Regions from separate parts of the Homo sapiens genome. Here all the other regions are linked to region 4. The links are chromatin contacts, found by Hi-C or POLR2A ChIA-PET in ENCODE. All regions are on one chromosome and are shown on one strand. The core of a region is the stretch at or near the end of the contact, and the rest is flanking DNA. Distances in the headings are between cores, read along the strand shown. Region 1 overlaps BABAM2 (BRISC and BRCA1 A complex member 2). Region 2 overlaps BABAM2 (BRISC and BRCA1 A complex member 2). Region 3 overlaps LOC105374378 (a long non-coding RNA gene). Region 4 overlaps BABAM2 (BRISC and BRCA1 A complex member 2).

What was found. Hi-C counts contacts between places; a loop is a spot of excess contacts on that map. ChIA-PET counts read pairs that join two places held with the same protein, here RNA polymerase II (POLR2A). Pooled maps may share reads with other maps.
Region 1: a loop to region 4 is called in a map of prostate gland, with 1.8 times the contacts of the local background. The contact joins two enhancer-like sites. A Hi-C loop is called at or near these places in 4 of 168 maps with a recorded cell type or tissue (MCF 10A, endothelial cell of umbilical vein, mammary epithelial cell and 1 more) and 3 of 50 pooled maps. POLR2A ChIA-PET finds 5 or more read pairs at or near these places in 1 of 52 experiments (Panc1).
Region 2: a loop to region 4 is called in a map of endothelial cell of umbilical vein, with 6 times the contacts of the local background. The contact joins two enhancer-like sites. A Hi-C loop is called at or near these places in 6 of 168 maps with a recorded cell type or tissue (ascending aorta, cardiac septum, chondrocyte and 3 more) and 10 of 50 pooled maps. POLR2A ChIA-PET finds 5 or more read pairs at or near these places in 5 of 52 experiments (A673, Caco-2, activated CD4-positive, alpha-beta T cell and 2 more).
Region 3: a pooled map of ovary shows a loop between it and region 4 (2.6-fold over the local background). The contact joins two enhancer-like sites. A Hi-C loop is called at or near these places in 4 of 50 pooled maps. POLR2A ChIA-PET finds 5 or more read pairs at or near these places in 3 of 52 experiments (MCF 10A, PC-3 and activated CD4-positive, alpha-beta T cell).

Annotation. Positions count from the first base shown.
Region 1 is chr2:28,162,901-28,165,880 of GRCh38, reverse strand. The region is part of intron 7 of BABAM2 (BRISC and BRCA1 A complex member 2); the gene reads right to left. All of the region lies in intron 1 of LOC100505736 (a long non-coding RNA gene), which reads left to right. Among named protein-coding and RNA genes, the nearest start is that of BABAM2-AS2, 150 kb to the left of the region's middle. Within about 2 kb of position 1,465, at least 10 of the 41 ENCODE cell types and tissues checked have a DNase peak (open chromatin) inside an H3K27ac peak, as active enhancers do.
Region 2 is chr2:28,101,283-28,104,067 of GRCh38, reverse strand. The region is part of intron 6 of BABAM2 (BRISC and BRCA1 A complex member 2); the gene reads right to left. Among named protein-coding and RNA genes, the nearest start is that of MIR4263, 110 kb to the right of the region's middle. Within about 2 kb of position 1,488, at least 2 of the 41 ENCODE cell types and tissues checked have a DNase peak (open chromatin) inside an H3K27ac peak, as active enhancers do; they include ascending aorta and endothelial cell of umbilical vein, where a contact is called at or near this core.
Region 3 is chr2:27,722,072-27,724,771 of GRCh38, reverse strand. The region is part of intron 2 of LOC105374378 (a long non-coding RNA gene); the gene reads right to left. Among named protein-coding and RNA genes, the nearest start is that of LINC01460, 7.7 kb to the right of the region's middle. Within about 2 kb of position 1,296, at least 20 of the 41 ENCODE cell types and tissues checked have a DNase peak (open chromatin) inside an H3K27ac peak, as active enhancers do; they include PC-3, where a contact is called at or near this core.
Region 4 is chr2:27,953,862-27,956,730 of GRCh38, reverse strand. All of the region lies in intron 3 of BABAM2 (BRISC and BRCA1 A complex member 2), which reads right to left. Among named protein-coding and RNA genes, the nearest start is that of MIR4263, 41 kb to the left of the region's middle. Within about 2 kb of position 1,575, at least 28 of the 41 ENCODE cell types and tissues checked have a DNase peak (open chromatin) inside an H3K27ac peak, as active enhancers do; they include PC-3, ascending aorta and endothelial cell of umbilical vein, where a contact is called at or near this core.

The sequences.
Region 1 (2,980 bases), core at 216-2,715, 210 kb before region 4:
CAATTTACTTCCAAAGCATTTTCTCTGCTTAAAAGCCTTCAGTGTAGCCGGGCACAGCGGCTCATGCCTGTAATCACAGCATTATGGGAGGCTGAGGTGGGTGGATCACTTTGAGGCCAGGAGTTCAAGACCATCCTGGCCAACATGGTGAAACCCCATCTCTACTAAAGATACAAAAATTAACTGGGTGTGGTGGCACATGCCTGTAATCCCAGCTACTCAGGAGGCTGAGGCAGGAGAATCCCTTGAACCCAGGAAGCGGAGGTTGCAGTGACACAATATCATACCACTGCACTCCAGCCTGGGTGACAGAGCAAGGCTCTGTCTCAAAAAAAAAAAAAAAAAAAAAAAGCAAGGAAAAAAAAAAAAAGCTTCAGTGCCCCTTCCCCCACCATTTTCTCTAAGACATACTCCAGATTTTTAAACTTGGCATGCAAAATGACCTTAACAACTTGGCTACCCAACTTAGTTTTCCAGCTTCACCTCTTGCATCTGCTGTTTTTGCATTCAGATATCAAGCTCCCCGAACCAACCATACTTTATACCTCCTCACCTCTGTATGTGCTGTCCTCTCTCTGTAGAATCCTCTCACATGTCCAGTAATCTGTAAAGTTATTTTTGATGCCTGAGGCAGAGCCAATTACACCCTTCACATTCCTCAAAGAAACTTGAACACCCTACTATTATAGTATGTATCACCCTGAATTGCAATTAATTCTTTACGTCTTTCTCCCGCAGTACACTGGCAATTCCTTGAAGGCAAAGACGATGTCTGTTTTTGCTTATCACTGATTCCTCTGCACCCAGAACCGTACCTGGGACACAGTAGGAGCTAAACAAATATTTCTTGAATGAAGGAAATGAAAAAATAAGTGAAAACATGAACAAACCAATAAAAGGGGAAAGGGTTTCTCTTTTGATACCTAGTACAGTGGTATGGTACTCACCAAACTTAAGAATGTACTTAATAAATGATTGCTGAATAAAATCCTGACTGAAGCATACGGGAAAATCTGAAACCATGAAGGGATCTGGAGTTATTTACTTTAAGAAAAGTTATGGAAGCTGATTATCTTTGGGGTAAAAAGGAAATGGATTTTTAAAAGCCTATAAACTTCAGGGAAGAAGCGCCAAGATACATGTGACAAGGCAATCTGAGCTCCACTCAGATCCAAGAACAAAGGGTTCCTGGTTTAAGCTATGGAAGTATCTGTTCCAGAAAGCAGCTGGGCAGAATTTCCTCACACGAATAGCTCTTAATGTATGGGAAAAAGAAAAGAGCAAAACAAAACAAGCAAAGGCAGCAAAAGGGAATAATTAGTGTAAACAGTTTAGTTTTTTTTTTAATGCATTGGACAAACTCCAAGAAGGAAAAAAAAAATGTTGTGGGATAAACATCTGTTCACTCGGAACATGACAGAGCCCTTGACAGGCTCTGCGGCCTGTGTGTGTCCTTATGTGCCCGAGGTTTATATTTATGCTTCCACTGCTCAGACAGCCCACAGAGTGGCCCAGAAAGAGAGACCTATTCCAGGCCAGGACGCACTCCTCTAACTCCACGTGGGGGTGTAGGGGCAACTCTCATTCGGTTGTGTTTGACACAACAAAAAACACACTGAAGGGAAGAAGAGCAAATACCAATTGCACATGTGGAACTGCTCTACTCCACCTGCACTGGGTTCCATCAACACTGTATTTTATTGACTGCACGGAATGCACAGAAGTGACCAGACACCACACGTTTATGGGGATTAGCACTGTCTTTCCATCCCTATGATCCTTGGTATCAAGATGTTAAGTGCAACAAGTTGTAGGAGTCTGTTTTCTTGTGCCAGATGTGCCTTTTGCAATCAGTCACTGAGTCTAGGAGTTTCTAAGAAGAGAACTCCATGAGAAAATTCATCTTCAGTTTTCAGTACCACCTGATAGTTTCTAAGAGGTGCATAGCAGTGGGCCTAGAGATGAAGCCAGATGGAAATGATCTAGCAATGTGCAATGGGCAGTGCCCTGAGGAAAACACCCACAAGGGGTGGATGGCCTCAATTCTCATCTCCATGACGATAGATCACATTACCTTAGAGCCTTGGGCCACGTGAGTCCAATTCTGAGGCCTCTGACCCAGCTCCATCAGCCCAGCCGATCTTACACAAGTCTCACCCTTAGGAGTACATTGTGTTAAGATGGGGACAGATTGCCTCACCCTTACCTTTCTTTCTGGCTGGGTTCACAACTTCTCTTGCTCTATCATCCGATTTACTCCATTTTCTCTTCCTAAGGCCCATGGCTCTCAGTTTTTCATTATTCTTATGGCATTCATGTCTAACTCTGGCATTCTATTAGATATCTGGCAGGGGTGACTGCCTTTTGCTTTTCTCCTAGACCTTTGTCCCCAGCACCATGTGTACATTTTCTGTGACCTGCCTCAAGACAAGAAAAATGTTCTTTTTCTCCCCTTAGGCATAAAGCTCTCTGGGTCTCTAAAGTCTCCCTGATAGCCAGCTACTGACTTACTCCACATAACACAAGAGGTCACATTTAACAGAATTATTCTGAGAGTGGCCAGTTGGGGCTGTTAAGAAAACTAATTCTCAAGCTGATCCTGGCCCACCTGCTGACTTGGCTGGAAGAAGCGCTGGCACCCAGAGCTTCACACTCAGAAGAAGGTCATGGGGGAAGCAGGGTGGCTGCCGGCTGGGAGGCATCTGAGGAGAGTGAGGATTTCACTAGGCTGGCCACAAAAGATGACACCACCGTCTTTTTTCGGGGGGCACCTCATTCTATCTGTCTACACACAGATATGCCTACACCCACAATAAAAATGTTTATAAATAAAAATATTTGGTACTAGTTTTGATTTTCTACAGAATTGGGACTAAAAAACCAATTTATTCTTACACTTGTGGATTAAATGGTAACTCCACAGTTTAATTTTATCTGAAAGGGGGAAAAAAACTGACATCTAGCAGTTAAACATGTCTTT
Region 2 (2,785 bases), core at 239-2,738, 150 kb before region 4:
AACATTTAAGTCTTTAATCCATCTTGAATTAATTAGCAATTCTAAAGATTTACAAATGTGCCTCAGAATATAAGGGTTAAAAAAATGAGTTTATTGAGTTTATGATAACCACTTAGCTAAAACTGGAAAGAAAAAATGACATAGGAGGAGTATAAAGATAAACAGTACGATCTGTGAATAATTTGATGTTGGATAAGAAAAGCCAAAGGCCAACCTAGGAACTATTAGGAGTTCTGGACAACTAAACTGCTGACTCCCAAATTTCTAATGTCTCACTTGGTAGAAGAGATCACCTAAGAAGCTCTCATAAAGAGCAGAAATGGGACTGTTGCTCTCTGGAGAAACAATGGGACCTTTTCATCTCTGTGAGGAGTACACTATTCTTCCCACTTCAGTGATGGTTGAAAAGAAACTGACTCCTCGATAAAAACAGAGTGGGGATAATAAGACACCACTTTATGCCAGGTGCAGTGGCTCACGCCTGTCATCCCAACACTTTGGGAGGCTGAGATGGGAGGATGGATTGAACCCTGGAGTTCGAGGCCAGCCTGGGCAACATGGCAAAACCCCATCTCCACAAAAAATACAAAAATTAGCCGAGCATGGTGGCATGTGTCTATAGTGTCAGCTACTAGGCTAAGATGGCAGGATCAATTGAACCCAGGAGATTGTGGCTCTAGTGATATGTGATCACACCACTGTACTCCAGCCTGAGCCAGGATCAAGAACCTGTCTAAAAAACAAAACAAAACAAAACAAAACAAAAATACTAAGTAAATAATGAATTCTCTCAACTCAGCTCACAATACAAAGTAGGACACGTTGAATATCACTTTCATAATTCTGCTTCATCCATCTGGAACACTGGCTATAAGGCCTTACTAGAACTTTGAGAAGCTTACTGAGTAAATTTTTTTTTTTTTTTACTCAATAAGTTCAAGTATTGAGTAAATTTTCCCAAAAAACAAATACTCTAAAATGAAAGATATCACATCAGGACCATATAATTACTTTCAGCATTTTATGAAAAGGATAAAGGAAACCCTCCTCATAAAACAAAACAAAAAACTATAGGCCGTTTATAGATTACTCAAACTGACATAATTCAGTTTGTAAAATCATTATTTTATTACATGATTCCTATATAAAATCATTATTTTAACATAGGAACTTATAAGAAAACTCAATGCAGTTATGTTTCTTGTGGTTAGTACTGTGTCAGAGAGGGCAGTGGCTTTGGTTTACCTCCAATGGTCTCTCTCAAAAACACCAACTGACTGAGTCTATTCCTGGAATTGCTCTAACCTCCCCTAGTATTTTGTCTGTTCGCACATTGTAATGCACAAGGAACAGTGGTAACATGTGAAATAAGTTCAAAGACCCCAAAGTGGAAGACACTGTTTTCCTGCATCCTACCTACTGTAACTGAAAACTGGGAATTTACTGGAATTGAGAATTTATTATGAGTCAGATGGCTGATAGCCTTTCCAACCAAAACATCTGCTCTACAAAGGCACAACTGCTCCAATCCATTTCCTCTTGGATCTGGAGAATGACCAAGTTGTAGCTTAGCCCTTTCCTTAAAGACACAGGGGCTTGAAATGAAAATGAAATAAAAGTGGATCTCTATGTCACCTTCCAAATTCTACTACTCTTAAATGGTATTAAAATGTAACAAAATATGAGAATAAGTATGTTTTAGACATTAAAAAAATTGCAGTCGGTTCAGTGGAGTAACCAAGGATTTTTATCAGATCATTCAAATTTACAACGGCACAGCTGAAACCAATTCTTTCTCTGGTATTGAGGGAAAAAGGGACATGTATTACCCAAGCACAGTGAAAAAGCGTTTCATTATTCATTTATTTATTCAAAAAATATTCACTGTGCACTTCTACGTGTCAGGCACTATTCTAGGAACAACTGGTGAACAAGCTAGATAATGGCCCTCCTCTTAGAGCCTACCTTTCAGCAGGGGATGACGAATAAACAAGTCAGCCAATTCATAAATAGCCTTCAAAACACTATAGGAGTTATCTTGTTTCCAATGGTTTATTTACAACAATTGATACCAAGATTTTTTTCTAGCAACTACAGAGAGCTACTGCAGTGGTTCAAGTTCTAGCATTTGTTAAAAAACACACATTCCTGAACCCTGCCCTGGGGATTATGATTCAGTAAGTGTGGGTAAGTCAAGGAAATATGATTTTTTAACTTACAAGGGGATTGAACTGCCCATCCAGGTTTGGGGTCTATTGCCTTAGAGCAATAAAAAAATGTGTGAGCTTCCTATCAATATGTTTATATGTATTTATTTATAAGCTATATAGATGAACCTATGTACTAATACATTATGAACATCATAAAACATGCACAAACAGTAGAAATTCTAAGAGGGTGAGATAAAAATCAACACAACTGTATGGCTTACTATATGGGGCATGTTAGGAGGTCTGCAGGTTCCCCACATGGACTGGGGATAGGACAACCACAGGTGAGGCCCTGTAATTCACAGCTTGGAAAGACAGACTCTATCTCAGCCCTCACTCTGCTCCATAACTTACATGGGTGCAGAGAACTAGGCAGAGGAGCATTAAAATTATCATCATCTCAGTGACAAGAATTTGGGAGGCCCTGTGTCTCACTTCACATGCCAACATATACCTGCCCATTCTTGTTAACACACACCAAATATGGTAAAACCAGATCTAAAAAAAGACAAACTCTGTCATAGGTTCGGCAGCCATAACCCTGTTGTGTCAGCTGTTTGAATCATGTGTGAATG
Region 3 (2,700 bases), core at 47-2,546, 230 kb after region 4:
GTTGCAGCTTCTTAGACACAGACACAACATAAACACATAAACACAGGCTGTGAGTGTTCTTTTGATGGTAGTATGTGTTTATTGTTTTATTTTATTAATAAAAGAGTGAGAACAGGGTACTAAATTATACCCAATCCAAAATAAAAGGAGAGCAGCTCAATATTTACTCCCATAATGACACCAGGTCACCCATCTGTAGGACGCTGGGGCCTGGTTCAGAGCAAGATGCTGTCTCCAGTTGCCATGACCCGAGGTGCTAGAGAGTTCTGAGTGTAACCCTTCTCAGATATGAGCTCATCTCACCCTGGAATAATTCTGAGAAGTAGGAATGGCATAGGGACAACATCCCCATTTCAGAAAGGAGGGGCCCTGGGGAAAGAGGCTGTGTCCTTCAGGGCCAAACAGTGACACAGGAATGGGACAAAAGCCTCCCCTCCCAAGACTAAATGTCTGTGAGAAAACTGCTGGAGAAAGGCTAGCCAGGCAGGGAGCCTGGGTGCAGGAGGTGGAGGGAGGGCGGTGAGCCCCCAGCTTGGCTGCATGTCAGGAGAGCTGGGAGAAGGGTCATGTACCCTGACATTCACAGAGGGGGTGGCACAAGAGAAGCAACTGCAGCCTCTCATTATGACCCAGTAAATCTTCAGTAAAACCCTCTGCCCTGCCATGTTTGGTGGGGAAAAACCGTTTTCTGGAAGCTGCTAAGGGGGCTGAATTTTGCATTACATTGCCTGGGGTCAAAAGAATCAACTCACAAATGAGCTGACTCACAAGCGAGTTGTCTATGAGACACCTGTATGCACATATTTGCTTTATTCACTGCTGTATCCCTGATGTCTACAACAGTGTCTGGCACACAGTGGATGCTCAGAAAATATTTGTGGAATAAACACATAGAACTCTTTACATCTGCAGTCTCTGCCACACCCACCTCTGTGTCTCCCTTCTCCAAAGTCTGGCTTAACATTCACAGAGACTCTGGTGTGGCTGACCCACTCTGTGCCCAGCACTAAAGCCTTGGTTCCCTCCGGGGAACTGAGAGGTCCCTGAGCTTCTGGAGCCGCCTTCTCGGTTATTGCAGGTTTCCTCCCCACCCAGAGTATGTGCAGCGCCCTGACCTGCTGCCCCAGCAGGTTCTCATCAGGACTCCACAGCCCACTCCATGTGTGGGCCGGAGTAGAGAGAGGAAGCTCTCCCAGCGCCACAGTGGGAGCTGCCAGCCTTGTCTTTTGCCTGTGGCCAGGGCAGGACTGTGGACTTTTCATCCCAGTTCTTCAAGCAAAGCTTCAGGCTCGCCCCCTACTGTGAAAGTGGAGGAACTTCATCTGGAGCACAACTCCCGGGCTCCTTGGAGTTCAGCATCCTTGATCACTTTTCTCTGAGCTAGGGTTGAAGCCCCAACGTTCACATGGGTTAGGATATGTGACTACGAGCAAAGCTTCACCTCTCTCAGCCTCAGTTCACTCATCATAAAGGGGGTAGGAAACAGCTGAAAACGCCATCCCTGTTCACCTGACAACAATATGGTGAGGATTAAATAAGGGCAGATGGCCGGACGTGGTGGCTCACAACTGTAATCTCAGCACTTTGGGAGGCAGAGGCGGGCAGATCACTTGAGGTCAGGAGTTCAAGACCAGCCTGGTCAACAGGGTGAAACCCTGCCTCTACCAAAATACAAAAATTAGCCAGGCGTGGTGGCGGACACCTGTAATCCCAGCTACTTGGGAGGCTGAGGCAGGAGAATCACTTGAACCTGGGATGCAGAGGTTGAAGGGGGCTAAGATCATGCCACTGCACTCCAGTCTGGGCAACAGAGTGAGACTCCATCTCCAAAATAATAATAATAATAATAATAAAACAAAAATTAGCTGGGCACGGTGGCTCAGACCTGTAATCCCAGCACTTTGAGAGGCTGAGGTGGGTAGATCACTTGAGACCAGGAGTTCAAGACCAGCCTGGCCAACATGGTGAAGCCCTATCTCTACTAAAAATACAAAAATTAGCCGGGCATGGTGGTGCACACCTGTAATCCCAGCTATTTGGGAGGCTGAGGCAGGAGAATCATTTGAACCCAGGAAGTGGAGGTTGCAGTGAGCTGAGATCATGCCACTGCACTCCAGCCTGGGTGACAGAGTGAGACTCCTTCTCAAAACAACAGCAACAACAAGAAAAAACTACAAATGAGGGCAGACATGTGACAGTTTCTTGCCTTTGTCAGGCTCTGCAAAGCTGTGGGGCTACTGTTTCCTAACAGTAGGCCACTGAACAAACAACAAATATCCACACCTTCGTTGCCTAGACCCAAGGCAGAGCAGGTGCCTTTTCCTCCATACCCCTTAGCCCAGGCTGCCCTGGGTAAGCTCTTGCTGACTGAGGGCTGCAGGCTCCTGGGCTATCTAAAGGGCCTGGACATGACACCCTGGCAGATGCTGCTGGCTAGAGAAGGGGAGCCCTGGTCCCCTCCATTCTTGGGTCACATGATCAGAGGCAGCAGCTATTCACCTGTCCAGGTGGGGAGCCATTGGCATGTGGAAGGCCATAGAAACTCAGGTTAGACGTCTGCTGGGCTGAGACAGAAGCTGGAAGGCCATCAGGGACAGAGCTTGTCTCCCCACACAACCCTGAGCCCCACACAAGGACCCAGGGCAAGTGTGGGGTAAGAGGCTGTTTCTCACTGTGGTCTCAGACAAAGGAAAATCCCCA
Region 4 (2,869 bases), core at 326-2,825:
ATATAACCTTCATAATTATCTTTTACTTTCTTTAATGCAGAAACTATGCTGCTGCTTTTCAAATCTTTAGATACTTCCTTATCCCACTGGAAGATTCCCAAAATTACCTAGTGTCCTTCCAATTAAGAATTTCCACATAAGACATCATCTTTTAGTGCCTTTGTATCACTCATTTAATAAACATTTCCTGATTGTCTACTGTGTGGGTCATCGGCAACAGATCTTGGAAATCACAGAGGATTCTTGCTCCTAGAATTTAACAATATATTATTTTAGAGACTAAAGATTTGGTTTGATAGAAATAATCTGGACATCAAATTCTTTCATATCTCAAATCCAAAAATTTCTTCCTTCATGCCATCCTTAGCGCACTATCAGGATTTGGGGTGTTTCTATGATGTTATTGCTTGATACCCATAAATCTGACATAAATTTGGCCTTCAAAAAGTTTACTATTTTTCTATAAAGCAGCACAACTTATCTTTCCTTTCCCTTCATTTATGTTAGGAACCAGAACATAAAAGAAACCAAGAGCTACATTAATAATCTTGTTTAACTCTACAGAAGATATGGTTTTCGTAAAGATGAAAAGAAGACAACTCAGAAGTATAAAAGATCTGTGCCATCATAGATTATTAAGAATACCATTTAAAATAATTCATGCATGAGGTTGTATCCTCTTTATAAACAGGTTCCTCTCTTAGGTGAACTGGGGTAAAGGTAATCACCATTCTACAGGAAAAAAAAAACATGTTGCCAAAATGTGACCTGTGAGTCATAAGAAAGGAGGAAAATTGCTCATTTTTCTAAATCTCACAACATAGGTCACCCATTATGGAATGAGAAATCAGAAACACTAAAACGATACTTTTATTTTAACATTAAATAGTCCAAAAAAAGTGCTTTAACTATCTCTGTTCGTATAGTTTGAAAATCCAGTGCAAATATTCAAGTCATACCCAAGGTAAATAGTCTTACCCAATGCTGATATTAGGAATAGAAAAATCTCAATGTTAAGGGAATAAAACACAGAGAAGAAATTAGGCCATGTTACTGTCCTTGACAATCAAAGCCTAAAACAAAATAAAACTAAAAATTCCCGTGTGACTCTGAAGACAAGCATAACTTCATTTGCAATGGGGAGGAAACTTCCACTAATGCACATATCTGTGTTATGGAAAAACCAGACAAGATTTACAAATGATATAAAAGATCACTCAAGTTTTTGCCCTAGACCAACAAAACGATCAGAGTAATTTCAAATTGCTACCTAGTAACTTTAGAATTTGCCAAAGTTTGAAGTTTTTTGTTCTTTAAAGGAAGAAAGCAGCAATGAGTAACAATAGTGTGCTTCCTGGCCTTAGGAAGAGTGAGACAGGAGCTCTCCAGCTGCACTTCCTAGCAAAGTATGCCAGCTGCCTTCTGCAAACTGAGATCAAATTGCCAAGAACTTACAGGAGAGCAGTTATGATGGATGACCTAAAATACTGATCTGTTGCAAAGAGGATGTAGTGCAAACCACACAGGAACTGACAGGAAATCAGCCCTTGGGCTGGCAACTACAGATTCAAGAAGGCTAGGAATCCTGGACCTTTGACAGCCAAATTTCATCATCTTCCTTTGTAGGAAGAGTTACATTTCTGAGAGAGCAGTCTGAAAAATCTTGTACAAAGCTTTTTGGTGTCTATTACTATTTAATAATACTGCCCCCTGCCTGAACCACTGGTTTCCTCACATGTGTTAAAAGCCCATCGAAGGTCCCAGAGCACTACTTGACCAAAAATCACATGTTTGCTGGCACACACCTTCATTCTCTCAGCCACGAGCCCACTGAATGCCATAAATGATTCACAGGCTGTCATGGTGGTAAGAAGAAAAACTAATATTTGGAGTTCACCAAATAGTGAGTCATATTTCTGGAAGAAAAGAAAGCCTTACAATTGGCAATGCTTTGGCATGAAATTTTAAAAATTGTTTTTAACATTAATATTAATTCGACGAAAGTTGGCAAAAAGAAATTGATTGAGAAACGTGATATTTGGTCGGCTTATGCCACATAAAAGTCCAGTTCATGCTCCAAGAAAAAGGATGAGTAGGATATCTATTACCTATTTCTAGACTTGCCTTCTGTACTCACTGCTGCCAAGTTACTCATTCTCCCACACAACACTTTCCATACTAATTTTGACCCTTAAGAATCAAAAAGAAGTCTTGCCTTCTTTGCTCCCAAATGCCAAAATGGAATCTTTTAGTATTTCACCTTTATAAAGGGAATGTTTGAAAACAGCCCTCTTTGGCTGTGACATCAGTGAGTTGCTGAGGCCTCCAAGGGCCGGAGGAAGCATTCCCAGTCCCTCACAGTGCTGCTGCACTCCTACGGTGCAATCTGGCAATGGCCAGCGACCAAATCTTTAAAGCTGTTTTATGGTATTTAACATATGGTCATAAATTGCTCAGTGCTCTAAAGAGGGGCTAAATTTGCCGCCCCTATTGATGAGACATGTTCTTATTTATTTAAATTTAGTGGCAAGCTGGCATTTCTCCAGATGGAGAGGTTTAGGCATAAGTACAAAGGAAGAACTAACTAGAAATGAGTTGTAACTTTTCTATACACTGAATGCAACCCCACAAACTCAGGCTTCTGTGCCCAAGTTTGTGCACCGCTATCAAACACAGCTTACCAAATAGAAAGACAATAATATGAAAAGACTCTAATTTCTAAGGGCCAAGGAGGGATGAAACAAATTTTATTCAGACTGGATACGAATTTTGTTTTTAATCTCCTTCTCTTTCTCCTCAGGCTAGCTCTATTCCCACCCATCTCTCTTACCTGTCTCTTTATTCCCCTCACAAATTAGATGTATCTGGT